Linked DNA regions of Homo sapiens: region 2 is linked to region 1. Evidence: chromatin loops called from intact Hi-C (ENCODE). Cell type or tissue: CD4-positive, alpha-beta T cell. All regions are shown on one strand. Each heading gives the region's core, and the rest is flanking DNA. Links, peaks and the distances in the headings are about the cores only. Region 1 overlaps TENM1 (teneurin transmembrane protein 1). Region 2 has its middle 6.4 kb from the start of TEX13D.

Region 1 (2,925 bases), core at 182-2,681:
AATATCGTTTTTAAAAATAAAAAACCATGCCAATGTCTTTAAAATTCAAGTTTGAAGTAAAAAGATTGAAAGAAGTGATTTTTTTTTTTTCTGTGATCAGCCACTGCAAAGTGGGCCTCAGCACAAACCAGCTGAGTCCTTTGCTAGGCATCGAAAGCCTCTGGCGTTTTTCTGCTTTTCAACTCTCAGTCATTTGGGAGGTGGGACAAGGCCATGCTGTCCACAAAGTTTATCCAGAACGTGCTGGTGTTACAAGAAATCACTTGACATCTATTATGTTTCTCCTGTGGAAGAGAGGTGGCTATCAGCTACAATAGTGATTTCTTTTTAAAGGGGTTTAATTGAGGTATTTCTCATGGGCCAAATTCTAACTCACTGTCTTTACGTGTGCCTGCCAGGAAAACAATGGAAAAATACCAAGCAATAGCAACAATAGAAGCCTGAGGACCGCTGTCCCAGGCTGCCCCTCTGCAAACGAGCAGAAAAAAAATCTGTTTCCTTGCTGCCTAAGCTGCCGCTAACATGGCAGAGCTCCTAGAAAGGTGTGGCAAAGGAAAAAAGTTGCAGACTGTGCTTTGCATGACCATGGAAATATGTATAACAACTTGAACAAACTTCTTTTAGCCTACCTTTTACAAGTAGCACTCTAGTTGGGGGGCTGACAAAGAGATTAGTTTCACACAGCCAAGCGACACACTCGTGAGCTGTTTTTCTAAAATATGGATTTGCTCCCGTATAGGCAAGCTCACATCCTTTCCTGAGGTAAGCCAGAAGGTGGCCTTATATTTTTATTTGAAGTGCCGAATGATTTTCCTTGCAACAAATTTGTGCCTTTTACTAGCATTTTCTGAAGTGAGAATTTTGCAACTGATGGAAATCAGCTCACTTCTGTTCTGTAACTTGGTGTCTTGTTGATGATTTATTTGTTCAGTAGCAGAAACTATGACAAATGGTGTGAGGCGGCCTCATTTACTTTTTAGCTGCTATAGCCCTAAAGAATTTACATGTAAATGCAACTGTGAATGTTTTACATTTCATAAGCATGCTGCACGTGCTTTTGTAAGTTAAGTGGCATTTTTACAGATAGACTGAACTTAAAACAACCTCCCTCACCCCACAGGTTTTATTATCTGAAATCCTGGTAAGTCTGTCATGCTGGTTTCCCTGACTGCCAAGTGGGAGAGTAAGTCTCTATTTTATGTTTCTCTTCTCTCCTCTTTAGATGTGCAGAGCAGCCCACACAACCAGTTCACCTTCAGACCCCTCCCACCGCCACCTCCGCCTCCTCATGCCTGCACCTGTGCCAGGAAGCCACCCCCTGCAGCGGACTCTCTTCAGAGGAGATCAATGACTACCCGCAGCCAGCCCAGCCCAGCTGCTCCAGCTCCCCCAACCAGCACGCAGGATTCAGTCCATCTGCATAACAGCTGGGTCCTGAACAGCAACATACCATTGGAGACCAGGTACTTGAGCTATTATTGATCCCACTAAACTTAAGTATTGGCAGAGGATGGTTCTACTGATTGCAGAAACTCATTTCATCACACACATCTGCAGAGACACACAAATGCACAAACCGATACACACCCAGATGCATGGGCAAAAAGGAAGACTCCTTCACAGGCGCAGATGTGCAAACAGACACAAACATCTAGATCCAGCCACAGCCACAGACCAAAGCAGATACACGTGAAAAGATGAAGCCGCAGATACATAAACACCCTGCTGTCACATATCCACAAAAACATAAAACAAAGCAATTATCTAAGCTGTCACTGCAGCCTCAAAGTGAAAGGCAATTGTCCCTTGTTTTAAAAAACTGCAGTATTACAAGAAAACCCAAACACAACTGGAGGAGGAGTGATCATTTCTATTTTATTTATTGTAAGATTCTTTGAAAAAATAAGTTGCCTTCAAACATTAAAAAAAAAAAGGATCAGCCTCATGTAATGGAAGTATATGTGTAAGTTTAAAAACTAAATTCTGCCTTTAGGGTGAAGCTTTTGGTCTTTTGAGCAAAAAAGTTTGCCTCTGTTTTTCTTCACATGTTTAGATTTCTAGATTGACTCCTCAGAGCTTTGTCATGATAAAAGTTCTACTCTTTGCAGTTCTAGGTCCCTTGATCATGATAGATTTTAGCACCAGATACAATTAATAAAGAAATTATTCATCATTTCTAGTCACTTTCTTAAATCAAACATTACAACTTTATATTGACATAGAAAAACACTAACTAATAAAACATAGATTCTATTTTCTTTGAAATTCAAGGACTTCCCCTTGTTTTTTTGTGTGCCTTATTTAGTTCTACAATGGAAGCTTTTATTTTTGTTTTATTTTTATAGATTCGGGGATACATGTGCATGTTTGTTACATGGATATATTGTGCAGTGGTGAGGTTTGGGCTTCTAGTGTACCCTCACCTAAAGGGTGAACATTGTACCCAATAGGTAATTTTCTAACCCTCACTCCCCGCCCATCCTCCCTTTTTTGGAGTCCCAAGGGTCTATCATTTCCATTTTTATGTCCATGAATAGCCATTGTTTAACTCCCAGTTATAAGTGAGAACATGTGGTATTTGATTTTCTGTTACTGAGTTAGCTTACTTTGAATAATGGCCTACAGCTCTATCCATGTTGCTGCAAAAAACATGATTTTTTTTTAAGGCTCTGTGGTACTCTATGGTGTATATATACCACATTTTCTTCATCCAATTATTCATTGATGGACACTTAGGTTGATTCCATGATTTTGCTCTTGTGTATTGTGCTGTGATAAACACATGCATGCAGGTGTCTTTTTGATATAATGATTTATTTTTCTTTGGGTAGATACCCAGAAGTGCATTGATGAATCAAATGGAAGTTCTATTAAAAATCGCCATACTGTTTTCCAGAGGTTGTGTTAATTTTTATTCCCACCAAC
Region 2 (2,925 bases), core at 191-2,690, 400 kb after region 1:
TGGAAAATGTCTCAAGTGAAGCTGTAATACCACATATTATTTTGAAGTAAAACAAAGCCAATTTTCCTAGCAACCTTTTTGTAGACTGCAGACACAATTCGGAACCATCTGGCTATCATGGAAGCTTTGGAACCCAAAATGGTATATACTGCACTTCTCTAAAATCCTTTAGCACTCACTGGCATTTAACATGTATTAAAACTACTAGCTTTCTACAGAGGTTGTTCCTGAAATTGTGTTCCCAAGGTTCATAGAATTTTAAGAAGGTAATATTGATTTTGAGGTATTGTCAATTTTACAAAGAGCCTAGTAAAATGGTCCATTTGCTGGGATTAGGCTGCATGTAATAATAATAATAATAATAGTAATAATAATAATAATGGAATTCATTGAATCCTCACCAAAATCCTAAATGAAAAATGGCAAGTGGCTGCTTTTAGGTTAGAATTATATTTGGTAAGAATTTGTATGAGAGAACTTTATAGTTATATAGGTTTCCTTAATTTTAAATGAACAAGCAATCTTTTATTAATTGATGTCATTTGACATGCATACAGAATATTTTAAAAGCTGGCATCTACAAGCAAAAAAATATGATGGAACAATTGATGAAAAGACTGCGAACTGTTTGGTGCATATTTACCTTATTTCTTCTAATAGAATACAAGGTCACTGAGGGTAATAACGATCACTTCCACAGAGTGAAGCATATTGCCCAGCTTATAACAATCCTGCCTTGAATGAATGCTGTTTACTTGATGTGTAAAGTAATAAAATAAGCTAGAGATTTCTAGTGGCATTGCTTACCTTTAAAATTATCACTCAGGATGATATGGTGCTTTTCCACAATTGCTTTATGCCCCAGAGAAGTTAGCCTAGACGGACCAGGATCTGACCTAGTAGAGTAATTCTTAAGTCCATTGAAGAGAGTGCCTCCAACAGTGAACCAAATAGGGAGTTGTGCTCAAAAAATTGTGCTAGGTCTCCTGGGATTATTAATACCCAGTGCAGCAACACTTACTATGTCTATTTCACTATTTCTGAACCCTTTTCTTAAACACCAAAGAATAAACAGTATAGAGAATGAGAAAAATCTGTTCAACAGCAACCTCATAAGGTCACAGGCTAGGGCTGTTGAGTATCATTAAGTGTATGTGAGTTTTAGTGCCAGTGGATGCACTGACTCTATCACATGCTAGAAGTGAAGAAACCACTGAAGAGTGTTGTGCAGCACCTGTACCACATAAGAAGCAGCCGCTACCATTCCGTGTTGAGTCTTTACAAAGCATGTGATAAGGAAGTTATGTGTTTCTTTGCCATTCTGTTGTAGATTTAGCACCATAATGTAAAAAACATCCCCGTTTGGCAACATGAGCCTGAAGTTTTCAAAATCTAATTTTCCCCTCCTTCCTCACTGGAAAAAAAAAAAAATATATATATATATATACTGTATATTGGACTTATACAGCTGCCACCTTATTCACTTAAAACAAAAACTGAATAATTCAGACAGACTTTAGGTAAGCAGTCAAGATGTGTCCTATCTTAATACTAAACTCAGATATAAACTTTTCGTAAGTCCAGTCTGCTGAATCAGCACAAGTCATGCCCACTGCCTAAATCATTGCCCTTATTTTGCAGTCTTGGTGACTAAGACAATAAATGGCCCTACTCAGTGGCAGCCTGGGTTATCGATCACATATCCCAAAATTTGGAATTTTTTTTTTTTATGAGACTGAGTCTTGCTCTGTTACCCAGGCCAGAGTGCGGTAGCATGATCTCAGCTCACTGCAACCTCCAGCTCCCGGGTTCCAGCAATTCTCCTCTCTCAGCCTCCTGAGTAGCTGGGACTAAAGGCACATGCCACTACACCCGGCTAATTTTTCTATTTTTAGTAGAGACGGGGTTTCACCATATTGGTCAGGCTGGTCTCGAACTCCTGACCTCAGGTGATCTGCCCACCTTGGCCTCCCAAAGTGCTGGGATTATAGGCTTGAGCTACCACACCCAGGCAAAATTTGAGATATTCTAAAAGAGCAGCTCCACAACCACCAGACTGCCACTATACCTCAAATTCCCTCCATCACAGTCATTTCTTTGGGTTTAGGTATTATGATCCCTGTTAAAATGCACATGTATCCCTCAGTAAGGGTAAAACCTTAGGTGGTGTGATATGATGGAGAGTACAGACATTGGAACTAGTAAAATTTCATTTTGAAGCCAGGCTTCACTAAGTCCCAAATTTGGGTATTACCACACCTGTAAATTGGGGGCAATAGTACCCACTTTGAAAACTATTAATATGGGTACCTATAATACCTTACAGTCATCAAAAGGGACAATGTCCTTAGAGTACCTAACACATAGTAAGCACTCTAATGGTAGCTCTTACTATGATTAATAATCTCATACACTCATGACCACAGGATCCAGAGCAGAACCCTGAAGATAGAGAAAGGGAACTAATACTTGTGGGGCTCAGAGACATTCAGTAAATTCTTTGGGGTCACACAGCTACTGAATAATAGATCAAGTAGTTGAACTCGTTTTCTCTGTCTCCAAAGCCCAGGTTTATGCCACAGAAACCTGCTGCCTTTTCTTGCATGTATGCAGCCTGGAAGAGAGTAGTGATCTGACAGCCTCAATGATTCATATTGTTTTGAAAAAGGTTGCCCCTGAAAGACTGTGTAATCATATTAAAATATATAAAAGCTATACACAGGGTGAGTCTGTTTTTATAAAGGCCTAAAAGCATGCCAATTAACAACAGAGTCCATTTTGAAGCCATAAAAGAAACAACTATAGTGAAATCTAGAATGACCTGCTGGTATACGAAAATGGATTATGCTGAAACATGTCCAAGTCTCATCTGTATCCCATCTTCCCAAAATTCCAAGGAGCTATCAGCCCACATGAGTATCATAA

Evidence for each region. Peaks named below come from ENCODE experiments on the same cell type or tissue, not always from the same donor. Only the 100,000 strongest peaks of a DNase experiment are listed, where the experiment ranks them.
Region 2: it touches region 1 in a loop (4-fold over the local background); 1 of 110 quality-filtered maps calls a loop at or near these places.

Annotation. Positions count from the first base shown.
Region 1 is chrX:124,735,495-124,738,419 of GRCh38, reverse strand. It overlaps TENM1 (teneurin transmembrane protein 1), which reads left to right. Exons shown (of 35, transcript NM_001163278.2): 7 at 1,223-1,463. Among named protein-coding and RNA genes, the nearest start is that of SH2D1A, 390 kb to the right of the region's middle. In CD4-positive, alpha-beta T cell, for the core only: no CTCF peak of the experiment used is centred there; DNase peaks (open chromatin) are centred at 1,319 and 1,659; H3K4me3 peaks cover 1,147 bases.
Region 2 is chrX:124,337,605-124,340,529 of GRCh38, reverse strand. No RefSeq gene overlaps it. Among named protein-coding and RNA genes, the nearest start is that of TEX13D, 6.4 kb to the right of the region's middle. In CD4-positive, alpha-beta T cell, for the core only: no CTCF peak of the experiment used is centred there; a DNase peak (open chromatin) is centred at 1,239.